Regions from separate parts of the Homo sapiens genome. Here region 1 is linked to region 2. The links are chromatin loops, found by intact Hi-C in ENCODE. Cell type or tissue: Caco-2. All regions are shown on one strand. Each heading gives the region's core, and the rest is flanking DNA. Links, peaks and the distances in the headings are about the cores only. Region 1 overlaps ENTPD5 (ectonucleoside triphosphate diphosphohydrolase 5 (inactive)). Region 2 overlaps BBOF1 (basal body orientation factor 1).

Region 1 (9,338 bases), core at 873-8,872, 48 kb before region 2:
AACAGATTACTGTACAAAGTGCCTTAAATGCAAATTCTCATTTAATGTGAGGAAAGGGGCACAGATAGGTTACTTGCCTCATATCACAACACTGGGACTGAACCCAGTTCTGCCTGACCTGTGAAGAGATCAATGGAGTTACTCTGTTGTTCCACCTGCATGTAGAACAGACTCTGCTTCCTGTGCCTCCAATGTAAAGCTCAGGGCTTGAGCAAGCTCCTGCTGAATGTATTCGTAAAGCCTGGGATTTCTGCAGACACTTCAGCTGCCTAGACATAGGCTGTTACCCCTGAACAAGTAGACCTCATTCTAAAAATGGCTAATAATATACATCAAAACTTCTGAACTTATAAACTAGAAAAGGAGTTTGCCATTATTAGGTCCATTATACAACATTTGCCTCCCAATTCAACATAATCTTTTCCTTCATAGAATGGCTATCAAGGAAGGGAAGAAGCAAGCGGAGTATCTGTGTCACCCTCACCATCCCCCCCCAGCACAGGTACCCAGACAAACCTTCTGTCTCCAGGGCTCCCAGGGTTGCTAGTCTTGCAGCTTTCAATCCAAATCCCAGGTAACTGTAAAATACAGGATTGACTAATTTCATGCTGGTCCTGAAGTTCTCTAGCCTAAAGCTACCTCTTTCAAAAGTAACATTGTTCCTGTGTCCCTCTGGAAAGATGAAAACCTTGTTCTGTCTGTGACATATTCATCTCCTGTGGTCAACAAGGGGTAATTTCTGCACAGTTTGGATCAAGGCTATGCAGTAAGAATTCCCCACAGTTATCATTCAAAGGCCAGAGACAGTGACAATTCCTAGGGTCCCACACTAGGAACCATTCCCAGAAAAGCTCTCTTTAGCTTAGCTCCTAGCCCCAACTGGGATCACATTCCAGGCTGGATTCTGAACCTCTGAAGGCCAGCTCAAAGGAGCTGGCAAGGAGCTTTGCCTGAGCCTTCTTGAAGTGTCCTCTCCCTACAGAAAGCTTTTGATTCTTTTTTTTTTTTTTTTTTTGAGACTGAGTCTTGCTCTGTCGCTCCGGCTGAAGTGCAGTGGTGTGATCTCGGCTCACTGCAATCTCCGCCTCCAGGGTTCAAATGATTCTCCTGCCTCAGCCTCCTGAATAGCTAGGATTACAGGTGTGCGCTGTCATATCCAGCTAATTTTTGTATTTTAGTAGAGACGGGGTTTCACCATGTTTGCCAGGCTGGTCTCAAACGCCTGACCTCAGGTGACCCACCCACCTCGGCCTCCCAAAGTGCAGGGATTACAGGCATGAAGCCACTGCACCCAGCCGAAAACTTTTGACTCTTAAGTCATATATTAATGCTTTTGAGGCCAAGAATGGAGAAGCCTCTTAGGCTCCTCCGGCTTTGTAAGTGGACCGGGTTTCAGTTGATAGGCCTTAGGGAATTGGCACAGACTTTGTTTTTGCTAATCAGATACAATAACAGATTTGAGAATGCTTTGGAAAGTTAGGAGAATCATACAACATGAAATATTCTTCTTCCCTGTCCCCGTCCTCACCTATGTGTATAGAGCTTATAAGTGCTGTTAAACATCTCAAAGGAAGTGAGGTAGCCCCTAGGAGTTTGTTCCAGAGTTTTCTGCAAATCAGAAAAAGCAAAAAGACTATTCAGGATCTGTAATTACCTGAAGATGTTCACACCACCACCCGTCCCTCCCAGCAAAAAATCAGAGATGAAGACAGATTAAGGGGCTAATCTCACTAGGCTTGAGGAAACGAAGGGATTCTGAACAGTGAGATGGCAAGGGAACATTCACCTAGTTATTAATTGACTTGACTCTGCCTAAGCGTGGTAGAGCTGCTGGCTGAAAATGGGGCGCCTCTTTCTTGGCACCATGATACGCCTGCCAAGTGCACTTCTAACCAGATCTTCATTAAATGACTCACCTCAAACTGGGGCAGGAACGTGATTTGGGTGGAGGCTCCCCCTAGGTCCAAGGTCCCCACAGTCTCCTGTCTGTGGCCATGCAGCTGACCTGTCAAATGAGAGCCAGCTCTAAATAGCCTCGACATCCTGGGCAGCCCAACACTTGTCTCTCTTGCTCTTATCATACACTGAAGGTATTCCATACATACTCCACTGCTCCCCAGCCCCAAGGCTGCAGGTGAATGTCAACTCGGAAGGACTCTTGTTGCAGCAGAGGCCTTCAAGGCAGGTGTTTTTTTTTTTTTTGGAAGGCCTTTTTGGAGACAGAGTCTTGCTCTATCATCCAGCCTGGAGTGCAGTGGCGCAATCTCGGCTCTCAGCTCACTGCAACCTCTGCCTCCTGGGTTCAAGTGATTCTCCAGCCTCCTGAGTAGCTGGGACTACAGGTACACACCACCATGCCCAGCTATTTTTGTATTTTTGGTAGAGACGGAGTTTCGCCATGTTGGCCAGGCTGGTCTTGAACTCCTGGCCTCAAGTGATCTGCCCAACTCAGCCTCCCAAAGCGCTGGAATTAACAGGCATGAACTGCCACACCCAGCCTCTTTTCCTTTTTTAAAGAAGAAGAAACAATACAGAATGAAAGAAAAGGCTTTTACTCCTCTGACTATGCATGTAAAAGCTAGTTAAGCTCTAAAGATAAACTTGAGGATGTATTACCTGTCAGAAAATTCACAGTAACCCAAGCTAATATGCCTAAAAAGAAAGAAAGACAAGGATTAGATCCCAGAGCATTTTTTCTCTTTCCTGGCCCCAACCTTGTTTTTTTTTTTTCCTCTCTAAATTCCATGTCTAGAGCACATGTTCCCTTCTCCCTGTCTTCTATTTCCTGCTATCTCATTCCTTCTGTTTATTCCTGGCCCCAGTTCCTTTAGTTAGATCTTTCACTGATCCTGCCCCTCTCCCCCTGGAACGCATATCAACACCTCTCCCACCTTCGTCGGATCCATCCATGATGCTAACACTGCCCTTTGGTACCAGGAAAGGTGACTTCCTGAAGATCTCCTTTACCTAGAGAAAAAGGAAAAAAAAAAAAAAAGAATTCCCTAAGGCAATAAAATAGATTTCCATATTTTGACAGTGTCCTGTAAGACTTAGAAAACTACTCCATTTTTCCTAGATAAAATTTTGGCAAAACTCATTCCTTTGCCCTAAGAAACTAGAGAAGAAACTAGGCAAGCCATTACCAGTTTCTTGCAAAAACACAAACACAGAGATTCCTTTGACTTTAAGTAAAGCTAAACCAAACCATCTAAATGTATAGGTGAACTGGACCTATGGAAAGGCATATATTTAACCCTGCCAGCTCAAATCAGGATCCTGTAACTTTTTAAACCTGATAAACTCTACCTGGACATACACTGGAAACTAGGAGGAGCCTTCCCACTCCATTCCTTAGATGAGCTGACATGAACCTGCTGTGGTGAAGTTCACACCTAAGGGCTGAGGTACTCTGCTACCAGCTCCTGTCAGATTCTGGCACATGGCTAGGGTCTCTAGAGCATGGGGAGACTCCAGATCTAGACTTAAGGAATCCTGTTTCAGGAGATGGGAATGACGATCTTGCAAAAACATCTTGCCTCTCCATAATACAGACCATTGATATGGGTGTTAATGTCTTATGTTTATATAATTATCAAGGGAAAGAAAAAAGAATTCTCCAAATAGGATAGGAAGAACGCTAGTCTGTTTGCTGTTCTCATTTCTGATGGATGAAACATACCACATAATGACCTCTGGATCCTGTTTCAACCAGGAAAAACCAGTTAAGTTATATATAAACAAACTTTTAAAGACAGATAAGTGAACAGGATGAAGCACAGCAAGAGAGCTTCTGCTCTTGCCTTCTCCACTTTTCTCCCCCATCCTACAGTTTGTTCTCAAAACAGCAGCCAGAACGGTGCTTTAAAAATGGACGTCAAATCATGTGTTTCCTTGGCTCAAAACCTTCCAGTGGCAGCCGGGCATGGTGGCTCATACCTCTCATCCCAGCACTTTTGGAGGCCGAGGCAGGTGGATCACCTGAGGTCAGGAGTTCGAGACCGGCCTGGCCAACATGATGAAACCCCATCTCTACTAAAAATACAAAAAAATTAGCATGGTGGTGGGCACCTGTAATCCCAGCTACCTGGGAGGCTGAGGTAGGAGAATCGCTTGAACCCAGGAGGTGGAGGTTGCAGTGAGCCGAGATCGCGCCATTGCACTCTAGCCTGGGTAACAAGAGTGAGACTCTGTCTCAAACAAAACAAAACAAAACAAAACGCCAAAAAACAAAAAACCTTCCAGTGGCTTCCTTCTTATAGAAAAAGCCAAAGTGCGGGCGGATCACCTGAAGTCAGGAGTTTGAGACCAGCCTGACCAACATGGTGAAAACCCATCTATACTAAAAATAGAATATTAGCCGGGCATGATGGCGCATGCCTGTAATCCTAGCTACTTGGGTGGCTGAGGCAGAAGAATCACTTGAACCCAGGAGGTGGAGGTTGCAGTGAACAGAGATAGCGCCATTGCACTCCGTCCTGGGCAACAAGAGCAAAATTCAGTCTCAAAAAGAAAAAAGAAAAAGAAAAAGCCAAAGTGATTACACTGGCATTTGAGATCCTACATGATAAACACCCCTTAACCCTGCCTCTCTGAGGTTACCGCCTCCTTACCTCTCATATCGCTCTTTCCTCTCCAGCTATGCTGACCTCCTGGATGCTGTTCCTAACATACCAAGCACATACCTGCCTCTGGCCTTTGCACCTGCTGTTTCTTTAGCCTGGAATATTCTTCCCACAAATGTCTTGTGTAACTTGCTTCTTCATCCCCCTAAGATCTCTGATCAACTGAATTTTATCAAAGACTTCTTCCCTGACTGTCCTATTTAAAATAGCATTTCCCCCACACTATCAACAGATTCCCTACCTGCCTTTCCCTGCTTTTTTTTTTTCCCTCCATAGCACCTGCAGAACCTAACATAACTTTCTTTTGACTTGTTCAGATGTTTATTTTCTGTCTTCCTGAAGTAGAATGTAAGCTACAGGAGTGCAAAGACCATTTTTGTATTTTTGGTTCCCTGCTGAATGTATTCCAGTAACTTCACCAGTACCCAGTACATAGTAAGCACTTTTTTTTTTTTTTTTTGAGACAGAATCTTGCTCTGTCACCCAGGCTGGAGTGCAGTGGCGCCATCTCAGCTCACTGCAGCCTCTGCCTCCCGGGTTCACACCATTCTCCTGCCTCAGCCTCCCGAGTAGCTGGGACTACAGGTGCCTACCACCACGCCTGGCTAATTTTGTGTATTTTTAGTAGAGACGGGGTTTCACCGTGTTAGCCAGGATGGTCTCGATCTCCTAACCTCGTGATCCACCCGCCTTGGCCTCCCAAAGTGCTGGGATTACAGGCGTAAGCCACTGCACCTGGCCCAGTAAGCACTCTTATGTTGAATAAATGAGGAATAAATCAGGAATCAGGATTCAGGTTCTCACAGAGACATATTAGGCTGCTCATCCTTGGATAAGTGACTTAAGTCCTCTGTACTGACAGTCAAAGGAAAATGGATTTAGGGCCTGTAATACAGAGTCCTTTTTTGCCATGATTTTTTTTTTTTTTTTTTTTGAGACAGAGTTTCACTCTTGTCACCCAGGCTGGAGTGCAATGGCACGATCTTGGTTCACTGCAACCTCTGCCTCCCAGGTTCAAGTAATTCTCCTGCCTCAGCCTCCCCAGTAGCTGGGATTACAGATGCCTGCCACCATGCCCAGCTAATTTTTGTATTTTTATTAGAGACAGGGTTTCACCATGTTGGCCAGGCTGGTCTTGAACTCCTGACCTCAGGTGATCCGCCCGCCTCGGCCTCCCAAAGTGTTGGGATTACAGGCATGAGCCACCGCGCCTGGCCTACTATGATTTTCAGTTTCAATCTTTTTTTTTTTTTGAGACAGAGTCTCGCTCTGTTGCCCAGGCTGGAGTGCAGTGGCGTGATCTCGGCTCACTGCAAGCTCCGCCTCCCAAGTTCAAGCAATTCTCCTGCCTTAGCCTCCTGAGTAGTTGACCAACAGGCGTGAGCCACCATGCCCAGCTAATTTTTGTATTTTCAGTAGAGACGGGGTTTCACCATGTTGGCCAGGCTGGTCTCAAACTCCTGACCTCAGGTGATCTGCCCGCCTTGGCCTCCCATAGAGCTGGGATTTTGGGCATGAGCTACCACACCGGGACTTAATTTTTTTTGTAGAAATAGGGGTCTTGCTTTGTTGTCTGGACTGGTCTCAAATTCCTGGCCTCAAGCAATCCTCCTGCTTTGGCCTCCCAAAATGTTGAGATTACAGGCATGAGCCACTGCACCGAGCCTGATTTTTTGTTATAATGAGATTCTGCTTATATTCTTCACAACATGAAATTTAAATTTTATTAACTTACATGTTTATTGCATAACAAATATATACAATAAAATTTAAAAATACTGAGTTTGGCTGGGCACAATGGCTCATGCCTGTAATCCCAGTACTTTGGGAGGCTGAGGCGGGCAGATCACCTTAGGTCAGGAGTTTGAGACCAGCCTGACCAACATGGCGAAACCCCATCTCTACTAAAATATACAAAAATTAGCTGGGAGTGGTGGCGCACGCCTGTAGTCCCAGCTACTCGGGAAGCTGAGGCAGGAGAATCGCTTGAATCTGGGAGGCAGAGGTTGTAGTGACCTGAGGTCGCACTACTGCACTCCAGCCTGGGCGACAGAGCAAGTCTCCGCCTCTCAAAAAATAAATAAATAAATAAATAAATAAGAATAAAAATAAAAATACTGAATTTAACAAAACTCTCTATACTTAAATTTTTGATCTGAATAAGAAGGGAGTTGAAATATATGACTTAGGGCCGGGTGCAGTGGCTCACGTCTGTAATCCCAGCACTTTGGGAAGCCGGGGTGGGTGGAGTTTGAGGCCAGGAGTTTGAGACCAGCCTGGCCAACATGGTGAAACCCTGTCTCCATTAAAAATACAAAAATTAGCCAGGCGTGGTGGTGCATGCCTATAATCCCAACTACTCTGGAGGCTGTGGCAGAAGAATTGCTTGAACCTGGGAGGCGGAGGTTGCAGTGAGCCAACATTGTGCCACTGCACTCCAGTCTGGGTAACAGAAAAAAAAAATGTATATATATATATATGACTTCACCAGGCGTGGTGGCTCATGCCTGTTCCTATAATCCTAGCACTTTGGGAGGCCAAGGAAGGTGGACTGCCTGAGCTCAGGAGTTTGAAACCAAGCCTGGGCAACATGGTGAAACCCTATGTCTACAAAAAAATTTATAAAAATTAGCCGGGTGTGGTGGCACATAACTGTAATCTCAGTTAACTGGGAGGCTAAGGCAGGAGGATTGCTTGAACCTGGGAGGTGGAGGTTGCAGTGAGCCAAGATCGTGCCACTGCACTCAAGCTTGGAAGACAGAGTGAGACTCTGTTTCCAAAAAAAAAAAAAAAATCAAACTTTAAAGTTCCATTATTCTTCTCAAAAACTTTATGCTGAGAGGAAAAAAGCCAGATATACAAAAATAAAAATAAAAACTGTATAATTCCATTTATATGAAAAGAATAAGCAAAACTTATAGTGACAGGAAGCAAATTAGTGATTGGTTGGTTTCAGGGGTGAGGGAAACTCACTATAAAAGAGCATGAGGAAATTTCTATTTCTTGTCAAAACTCATTTAACTGTACACCTAAAATATATAATTTTTTGTTTGTTTGTTTTTTGAGATGCAGTCTCGCTCTGTTGCGCAGGCTGGAGTGCAGTGGTGTGATCTCAGCTTAGTGGAACCTCTGCTTCCTGGGTTGAAGCGATTCTCCTGCCTCAGCCTCCTGAGTAGCTGGGACTACAGGCGTGCGCCACAATGCCCAGCTAATTTTTGTATTTTTAGTAGAGATGAGGTTTCACCATGTTAGCCAGGCTGGTCTCAAACTCCTGACCTCAGGCAATCCACCTGCCTCAGCCTCCCAAAGTGCTGGGATTACAGGTGTGAGCCACCGTGCCCAGCCTAAAATAGATATATTTTATTGTATGTAAGTTTATCTTAATAAAGTTGATTAGAAACGACTTCTGATTCTGCTTTAAAAATCTAAAAGAATGAAGAATATCAGCCAGGTGCAGCAGCTCATGCCTGTAATTCCAGCACTTTGGGAGGCTGAGGCGGGCAGATCACGAGGTCAGGAGATCGAGACCATCCTGGCTAACGCAGTGAAACCCCGTCTCTACTAAAAATACAAAAAATTAGTCGGGTGTGGTGGCAGGTGCCTGTAGTCCCAGCTACTCCGGAGGCTGAGGCAGGAGAATGGCATTAACCTGGGAGGTGGAGCTTGCAGTGAGCCAAGATGGCGCCACTGCACTCCAGCCTGGGTGACAGAGTGAGACTCCATCTCAAAAAATAAAAATAAAAATAAAAAGAATGAAGAATATCCTAGATAGAAAGTACTTTAAATTTTTTAGGAAAAGCTCTATACATTTAAGAGTGATAGTTAAAAATGTAAACAACTAGCTATAACAAGTGGTCAGAGTCATCACAATGCTTTGGCAGTGGTGGAATACTGAAGGTAGTGGTCACATTCCAAAAGGCTAAAAACTCATAAAGTATTCATATAGGGAAAAGGGCAGAATGATCCAAGATGCAGTTTTAAAACTTACCTCAAAGAGCAGAGCCTTGGCTTTGTGTTCTGGCAGTAAGCGTAGTCCTGCTGTTGCCTTTAGGACCACTGGGGTCTTTTTCCAGTGACTTCGGGGGATTGAGTCTTTGGCCACCTCTAAGAGCCCTTGAACGGTCTCAGCACCCTTCAAAAGAGATAACCCGTTCATCTGATGAACGATCCATTTAGTGGCTGGCACTGGTCTATTCTGTCAACATACTTTGTGGGAGCAAGAAGAGGGAGGTGGCATAGGGCTCCAACCTCTCTCTGCTCTGTAGCAGGAGAAACCTAGAGAAGTGGGCCGCTTTGAAGGAGAATCCAGGCCAGGCGCAGTGGTGTCTCACACCTGTAATCCCAGAACTTTGGGAGGCCAAGGTGGGTGGATCATTTGAGGTCAGGAGTTTGAGATCAGCCTGACCAACATGGTGAAACCCCATCTCCACTAAAAAATACAAAAATAAGCCAGGCATGGTGGCACACACCTGTAGTCTCAGCTACTCGGGAGGCTGAGGCAAGAGCATTGCTTGAACCTGGGAGGCAGAGGTTGCAGTGAGTCAAGCCTATGCCACTGCACTACAGCCTGCGCAACAGAGTGACACTCCATCTCAAAAAAAAAAAAAAAAGGAGAATCCATTTCATTTTGACAGTCCTAATAAAAAATTATTATTATTATTATTATTTTTTTTGGGACATTCTTGCTCTGTCACCCAGGCTGGAGTGCAGTGGCAT
Region 2 (9,149 bases), core at 816-8,815:
TTATCTTATGTGAATACAAGTGAATATGTATTTCTTTTTTTTTCTTTTTTCAAATGTGAATATGTATTTCTTATTAACTTATTCTTCCAACAATATTTGATCATGTGTGCCAGGCAATGCCAAGCAAAACAAATAAAAAAAGAGAAAAATTTAATAGTAATATAATAGAGTTATATACTATCTGCATATTAGAGTTGTATAAATAGTCATATACTGTCAATATCCTCTTCCCATGCAGGAAGTTAATAAAAACAGATGAATCTGTGGTGGACAGAGCCAAGGCCAATGCCTCCCTTTGGGAGGCCAGGTTGGAAGTCACAGAACTCTCTAGGATTAAGTATCGTGATACTTCACGGATACTGGCAAAAAGTAATGAGGACTTAAAGAAAAAGCAATGTAAAATGGAGAAAGACATAATGTCAGTATTAAGTTACCTGAAGAAGCAGGATCAGGAGAAAGATAATATGGTAGGTAGGTAGAAAGCCTCCTTGGCCTCATTAACTACCTCTATGGTGATGCTGATGTGGTTATGTATTTCAAAGATTTTTAATTCCTTGAAATCTTAACATATACTTAAGACATTTCAATTGACCTTAACTCTGTTTGAAGCAAGACACTTTTTCAGAATGGTTTTACTGTTATCGGCTCTCTTTTATTTTCAATCCTTGTTGCATGTTTTCTTGTCTGAAGCAAACAGAGATTGATGATCATAAGGGAACTTTATGATCTACTTTATTTTAAGGATAAGAGCATGGTATGTGATCTATATATTTTTTGATGCTGATTTTTAGTTTTAAAAATTTGTAAAGCAGTTCACTGATAATCCATGATAACTTTCTGAACCCAGCAAGTTGAATCTTTATTTTTATTTTTGGCCAGTTGAATCTTGTATCTTATTGTACCTTATTAAAGTGTTGAGAGTAAAGCTATCATTTTATATTTGGAAGAAAAAAGGAGGCCGGGTGTGGTGGCTCACGCCTGTAATCCCACCACTTTGGGAGGCTGAGGTGGGCAGATTGCCTGAGCCCAGGAGTTCGTGACCAGCCTGGGCAACACAGTGAAACCCCGTCTCTACTAAAATACAAAAAATTAACCGGGCATGGCTGCATGTGCCTATAGTCCCAGCTACTCGGGAGGCTGAGGCAGGAGAATTGCTTGAACCCGGGAGGCAGAGGTTGCAGCGAGCTGAGATCATACCATTACACTCCAGCCTGGCAGCCTGGGCGACAGAGCGAGAGACTCCATCTCAAAAAAAAAAAAAAAAAAGAAAAGAAAAGAAAAAGGGAAGGGAACTAACATTTTGGAGCCACTACAATGTACTATACTGGGTGCTTTACCTCTCTTGATTCTTTTACTAACCTCCTATTTAATTATTTTTATGACCCCATGTAGCTATAATATTGTTATTTCCATATTACAGATGAAGAAATTGACTTTCAGAAAGGACAGGTAACTTGCCCAAAGTCACACCCCTAGTGGGTGTTAAAAGTGGAAATTCAGGCTGGGTGTGGTAGCTCATGCCTATAATCCCAACACTTTGGGAGGAAGAGGCTGGAGGATAACTTAGCTTAGGAGTTCAGGACCAGCCTGGGGAACAAAGCAAGACCCAGTCTCTACACAAAGTAAAAAATAGCCAGGCGTGGCAGTGTGCACCTGTAGTCCCAGCTACTCGGGAGGCTAAGGCGGGAGGATCACTTAAGCCCAGGAAGTTGAAGCTGCAGTGAGCCATGGTCATGTCACGGCAGTCCAACCTGGACATCAGAGCAAAACTCTGTCTCATATTATTATTACTTTATTATTATTTTTGAGACAGGGTCTCTCTCTATTGCCTGGTCTAGAGTGCAGTGGTATGATCACGGCTCACCACAGGATCGACATCCGGGCTCAGATGATCCTCCTGCCTCAGTCTTCCAAGTAGCTGGGACTACAGGCACGCACCTCCATGCCTGGCTAATTTTTTGTATTTTTGGTAGAGACAGGGTTTCGCCATGTTGCCCAGGCTGGTCTTGAACTCCTGAGCTCAAGTGATCCACCCGCGTTGGCCTCCCAAAGTGCTGGGATTGCAAGCATGAGCCACCATGCCTGGCTGATTTTTTTGTAGTTTTTGTGGAGATGGGATTTCGCCATGTCGCCCAGGCTAGCCTCGAACTCCTGGGCTCAAGAAATCCTCCCAACTTAGCCTCCCAAAGTGCTGACATTACAGGCATGAGCAATAGCACCTGGTCCAGAAATTTCTATCTTTATTTTATTTTATTTTTTGTATTTTTAGTAGGGACGGGGTTTTGGCATGTTGTTGGCCAGGCTGATCTGGAACTCCTGGCCTTGAGTGATCCGCCCACCTCACCCTCCCAAAGTGTTGGGATTACATGCATGAGCCACAAAACCTGGCCAATTTTTATTTTTAAAATTACTCTTTTAATAGTAGGTATTATTAAATTGCCCTCTATAAAGTATTGTTCTAAAGTAAGTTTTTTTAGTCAACCATAGAAATAATTTCCAAATGTGTTACTTAGATGCTTTGTTTTGTGGCTTGTAATAGCTCATTGTTATTGGTCTACATCAGTATCACTTGTACTTCCTGATTCTCATCTGCCTCCTTATATCAAAGGGCAGCATCTGGCAGTAACAGGTGGGTAATTTTTATAATCATGGATTGCCATTAAACCAAAAGAAACAACCTTGGGAGGAAGAAACAAAGTAGACTAAATATATCCTCATTAACTAGCTTTCCCATAGTTTTGTTACTCATTTTGCTATATACTAGAAAAATGTTATGTTGTTAAACTTTGTTTAAACTGTTTATAGTCATGTTAATTATAGAAATAATAGAAATGAAATGTGTTTTGAAAACTATTTTATTATGAACAAAATTAGGAGATTCCCCTTAAGAGAATTTAATGCTGTACTGAATTAATCACAGAATAATCTCATTAAATGTCACACCAGTTTTATGTGATTTAGGATTGTCCCAGTTTATTTTTTAGAATATCTAGATTTTTTCCTAAGGTGGTCTAAAACATTGTACATAGTATCTCACTTGTGTCAACAACCATGTCAACAAGTCTTTAGTTTAAAAAGCTACTCAGATTCCCTTCTAAAACAAACCAGCATTCCTTGGAGAAATGGTTGATTTCAGGACTGGAACAGGGAATATAAAACATGAGGCTGGGCTGTTCATGGTGGCCCATGCCTGTAATCCCAGCACTTTGGGAGGCTGAGTGGCGGGGTGGGGGGGGTGCATCACATGAGGCCAGGAGTTTGAGACCATCCTGGCCAACAGAGTGAAACCCCATCTCTACTAGAAATACAAAGAATTAGCTAGGCATGGTGGTGCGTGTCTGCAGTCCCAGCTGCTTGGGAGGTTGAGGCACGAGAATTGCTTGAACCCAGGTGGCAGAGGTTGCAGTGAGCCAAGATTGTGCCACTGCAGTCAAGCCTGGGCAACAGAGTGAGACTCTGTCTCAAAAAAAAAAAAAAGAGAGAGACTGGGGGCGGTGGCTCATGCCTGTAATCCCAGCACTTTGGGAGTCCAAGGCGGGTGGATTACTGAGGTCAGCAGTTTGAGACCAGCCTGGCCAACATGACGAAACCCCATCTCTACTGAAAATACAAAAATTAGCCAGGTGTGGTGGTGGGCACCTGTAATTCCAGCTACTCAGGAGGCTGAGGCAGGAGAATCATTTGAACACAGGAGGCGGAGGTTGCAGTGAGCCAAGATCATGCCATTTTGCACTCCAGCCTGGGCAACAAGAGTGAAACTCCATCTCAAAAAAAAAAAAAAAAAAAAAAAAGAGTCTGGAATATGTTATTGTGCCAGAAAATAAAAAATTTTAAAGGACATGGCCTTGTTTGAAGGGGCTTCCATTGGCCAAATCTGGGACAATCAAAATATTAGGTTGGTGCATTAAAAGAATGGCAAAAACCACAATTGCTTTTGCACCAACCTAATAAATAATAGCAAAAATGGCTGGGTGCAGTGGCTCACACCTGTAATCCCAGAACTTTGGGAGGCCGAGGTGGGCAGATCACCTGAGGTCAGGAGTTCAAGACTAGACTGGCCAACATGGCAGAACCCTGTCTCTACTAAAAATACAAAAATTAGCCGGGTGTGGTAGTGTGCACCTGTAATCCCAGCTACTCAGGAAGCTGAGACAGGAGAATCGCTTGAACCCAGGAGGTGGAGGTTGCAGTGAGCTGAGATTGCGCCACTGCACTCCACCCTCAGGGACAGAGTGAGACTCCATCTCAAAAGGAAAAAAAAAAAATGGCAAAAACTGCAGTTGCTTTTGCACTGACCTAATAAATAACAACAGTAATAGATTATAACCTATTGAATGAAATAAAAATCCACGAGTGTGTACTACTAATAAACACATACATGAATAAATAAGGGAGAAAGGAAGCCTTTTTTTTTTTTTTTTTTTTTTGAGACAGAGTCTCGCTCTGTCACCCAGGCTGGAGTGCAGTGGTGCGATCTTGGCTCACTGCAACCTCAAAGGATCACTGCAAAGGATTCTCCTGCCTCAGCATCCTGAGTAGCTGAGACTACAGTTGTGCCACCACCCCGCCTGGCTAATTTTTGTGTTTGTAGTAAAGACGGGGTTTCACTGTGCTGGCCAGGTTGGTCTCGAACTCCTGACCTCAGGTGATCTACCCGCCTCAGCTTCCCAAAGTGTTGGGATTACAGCCATGAGCCACCTCGCCCAGCTTTTTTTTTTTTTTTTTTTTTTTTTTGCAGAAGAATGCCAATTAATAAATTTCCAAGGAGTGATGGAGTTAGAAAAATCACCATTTGGCATCACAGTAATAACTGAATCAGTCAAGAATCATCAATGGATGCTAAAACCTACTGGGTGAAAGTTTGATGAGGAGGATAATTGCATAGTCTCAAAAGATTGTACCACAAATTACTTAATAATCACAGAAGAAAAAATAATAACTTTTAGGTGGAGAAAGTGGGCAGACACAACCTTAACCAACTGGTTAAAATTAGCATCAATCACCTAATGATGTGATGTACTGAAAAGGATACATCATCACTTAGGTACTATATATAACCTACCAAAAACATACAACCTGAATCTACTCATGAAGAAGCATCAGCTAAGCCCAACCCTGGCCAGTATTCTTTTTAAAAAGTCAATTTAAAAACAAAGACCAAGAAACTGTTCCAGATTAAAGGGGACTAAGACACATGACAGATAAATGCAACGCATGATCAAGGGTTGTATTGTAGACAAGAAAAATAAAAAATTGCAATAAAGGACATTATTGGGATAATTGTAGCAGAATTTAAATATAGAGTATATATTACATAGTAGTATATTAATGTTAGACTTCCTGATCTTTATAATTTTATAGTGCTTGTAAAAGGGAATGCCCTTTTTCTTCAAAAATAGATACTGAAAGGCCAGGCACAGTGGCTCATGCCTGTAATCCCAGCACTTTGGGAGGCTGAGGCTGGTGGATCACCTGAGGTCAGAAGTTCGAGACCAGCCTGGCCAACATGGTGAAACCCTGTCTCTACAAAAAATACAAAAAATTAGCCAAGTGTGGTGGCGCATGCCTATAGTCCCAGGTACTTGGGAGGCAGAGGCAGGAGAATTGCTTTAGCCCAGGAGGCATAGGTTGCTGTGAGCCAAGATTGCACCACTGCAGTCCAGCCTGGGCGACAGAGTGAGACTCTGTCTCAAAAAAAAGAAAGAAAAACAAATAAGGAAATAGATACTGAAGTCTTCTGGGGTAAAAGGTCATCTTGAAATTGACATTACCCTTTACCACTAAAGAAATACACACACACACACACACACACACACACACACACACACACACACAAATAGAGGGAAAGCAAATGCGGCAAAATTAATGTATATGGGTGAATAGTATGGGAATTTTTTGTACTCTTCTTGAAACTCATCTTGGCTAGGCGCTATGGCTCACACCTATAATCCCAGCACTTAGGCCAAGGCAGGGGGATCACTTGAGCCCATGACTTTGAGACCAGCCTGAGCAACATGGCAAGACTCCATCTCTATTTTTTTTTTTTTTTTAGACAGAGTCTTGCTCTGTCACCCGGGCTGGAGTGCAATGACGCCATCTCGGCTCACTGCAACCTCTGCCTCCCAGGTTCAAGTGATTCTCCTGCCTCAGCCTCCTGAGTAGCTGGGATTACAGGCATGTGCCACCACGCCTGGCTAATTTCATAGTTTTAGTAGAGAAGGGGTTTCTCCATGTTGGTCAGGCTGGTATTAATGTTGCTTTTATTTTTAACCACACACACACACACACACAAAAGTTGACCAGGTACTTCTGATGATAGCCAGGTTTTAGAAACTGGCAATAGCAGGTTGAAGGTATGGGAAATTTCCTGTCCCCTCTTCTCTTTCCACCTCACTCACCTCTTTTGCCATATTGGTTTTAGTATTGTGTGAAACTAGTCTACTTAATAAAGGTAGACATAGAGCAGTTTCTTTATCTTCATGACCCTGTATTTTGATTTTCAACAGATTGAAAAACTGAAACAGCAATTAAATGAAACAAAGGAAAAAGCCCAAGAGGAGAAGGATAAATTGGTGAGTTATCTATGTGTACTAATACTCCACTTACTGGATGGTCAGGTTTCTGGCAAGCTCAGGTATTTAAGACCCAATGACAGTGAGTGAGTAAGTTCTCTGGGCAGGCTAATGACCTTAAAGCTTGATTGTATAGAAATTCAAAAAACCAGGCTGGGCATGATGGCTCATGCCTGTAATCCCAACACTTTGGGATGCTGAGGCGGCGGATCACCTGAGGTCAGGAGTTCGAGATCAGCCTGGCCAACATGGTGAAACCTTGTCACTACTAAAAATTTAAAAATTAGCCAGGCATGGTGGTGCATGCTTATAATCCCAGCTACTCGGGAGGCTGAGACAGGAGAATTGCTTGAACCTGGGAGGCAGAAGTTGCAGTGAGCCAAGATCGCACCATTGCACTCCAGCCTGGGTGACAAGAGTGAAACTTCATCTCAAAAAAAAAAAAAAAGTTTAAAAACAACATATTATAAAAATAAGTTATTGTAAAAAACCATATAATATTAAGATTGCTTCCTGATACTGAATTTGTTATTGTTTCTAATGCTTTTCAGTGGATGGAGCTAGGAGATACACGTTTTTAAAATATTAAAATAGATCATGACTCTATACTAATACTTTCAGTTTACATGCAGGAATATAGAATTTTTACTTAACTTTATCTGTATCTCCTTTATCCCTTGCCAAAAGTCCTTATTCTTACTGATACCAATATAATTACCTAGTTGCGTAAACCCCAATATATCAATCTCAGAATGCTAATATTACCACCAAAAATAAATTGCTGAAAACAGTTTAAGATTTTGGGGGGCATTTTTCTCCCTTAGGATATATACCAGTAAGGATCTATGATAAAATTGCAAGGCTTAAGAACCATTTGAAATTCTTTTCTATGAGGTTATGCCACCAACTCAACAACACATTTTGCTTTTGATTTTTAGAGGTTGCTTTTTATTTTTTCATTCTACTGTATTTATTTAATTTTTTTAGATATGGGAGTTTTGCTATATTGCCCAGGCTGGTCTTCAACTTCTGACCTCAAGCAGTTCTCCTTGCCTCAGCCTCCCGAGTAGCTAAGACTACAGGCATACACCACCACACCTGACTTAGAGGTTGCTTTTTATTTATTTATTTTTATTTTTTAATTTAATTTTTTTAGAGGTTGCTTTTTAAAAAATTAGTTTTGCCTATAAAATTAAGTAAAATATTTACATGGTTCTAAAGTCTGTAAAACAAGTTGCACGTCGAGAAATCCAACTTTTTTTTTTAGATGGAGTCTCGCTCTGTCGCCCAGGCTGGAGTGCAGTGGCGCAATCTCTGCTCACTGCAAGCTCCATCTATTGGGTTCACACCATTCTCCTGCCTCAGCCTCTCGAGTAGCTGGGACTACAGGCACCTACCATCATGCCCGGCTAATTTTTTGTATTTTTAGTAGAGACGGGATTTCACTGTGTTAGCCAGGATGGTCTCTCGATCTCCTGACCTCATGATCCGCCCGCCTTGGCCTCCCAAAGTGCTGAGAAATCCAACTCCTATCCATGTCTTTTCCACACTGTCTTCTCCCTCTCCCTGTAGAAAACCATTTTATTTATTTTGTGTTTTATCCTCTCTTTAAAAAAAAAGGTTGCTTAAAAAATTGTTTCCTTATCAGAAAAGCTAAAAAAAAGTCATAAACATATATATATATATATATAGAGAGAGAGAGATTATATATAAGGAGATTTTATATATATAGGTTATATATAAAATCTTTCTTAGATAAAAGGTAGCATGCAATATACATAAACCTGCACCTGCTTTTTTTATTTAACAGTATGCCTTGGTGATCACTCCATAGCAGTATGTAGAGACATTCCCTTTTTCTTTTCTTTTCTTTTTTTTTTTTGAGACAGGGTCTCCCTCTGTTGCCCAAGCTGGAGTGCAGTGGCACAATCATGGCTCACTGTAACCTCAAACTATTGGGTTCAAGGGATCCTCCCACCCAGCCTCCGGAGTAGCTGGAACTGTAGGCGAGTACCACTACACCTGGCAAATTTTTGTATTTTTTGTAGAGATGGGGTCTCCCTGTGTTACCCAGGCTGATCTTGAACTCCTGGCCTTAAGCGATCCTTCCAGCTTGGCCTCCCAAAGTGTTGGAATTATAGGTGTAGGCCACCACGCCTGGCATCATTCCCTTTTATAGCTGTGTGATGATTATTGTGTGGATATATCATAGTTTATTCAAATGGTCCCTGTCTTAGTTCAGGCTATTATGACAGAATACCATAGACTGAGGTGCTCAAACAACAAACATGTATCTCTCATCATTCTGGAGGCTAGAAGGTCAGGGTGCTAGCATGGTTGAGTTCTTGGTGGAGGCCATTCTTCTGGTTCACAGATGGCCGCTTCCTGCTGGATCCTTACTTTTGACAGAGAGAGAAAGCTCTGGTTTTTCCATCTCTTTCTTCACCAATCCCATCATGGAGGCTCCACCCTCATGATCTCATCTAAACCTAACTACCTCCCAAAGGTCACACCTCCAAATACCATCACACTGGGGATTAGGGCTTCAACATAGGATTTTTTGGGTTCACACATACA

The links. Hi-C counts contacts between places; a loop is a spot of excess contacts. Peaks named below come from ENCODE experiments on the same cell type or tissue, not always from the same donor. Only the 100,000 strongest peaks of a DNase experiment are listed, where the experiment ranks them.
Region 1: it touches region 2 in a loop (12-fold over the local background); 3 of 110 quality-filtered maps call a loop at or near these places.

The regions. Positions count from the first base shown.
Region 1 is chr14:73,974,408-73,983,745 of GRCh38, forward strand. It overlaps ENTPD5 (ectonucleoside triphosphate diphosphohydrolase 5 (inactive)), which reads right to left. Exons shown (of 16, transcript NM_001249.5): 6 at 8,611-8,754; 7 at 2,892-2,967; 8 at 2,617-2,652; 9 at 1,917-2,005; 10 at 1,529-1,608; 11 at 517-578. Among named protein-coding and RNA genes, the nearest start is that of COQ6, 29 kb to the left of the region's middle. In Caco-2, for the core only: no CTCF peak of the experiment used is centred there; no DNase peak of the experiment used is centred there.
Region 2 is chr14:74,022,678-74,031,826 of GRCh38, forward strand. It overlaps BBOF1 (basal body orientation factor 1), which reads left to right. Exons shown (of 12, transcript NM_025057.3): 2 at 239-467; 3 at 6,507-6,572. Among named protein-coding and RNA genes, the nearest start is that of BBOF1, 7.9 kb to the left of the region's middle. In Caco-2, for the core only: no CTCF peak of the experiment used is centred there; a DNase peak (open chromatin) is centred at 5,664.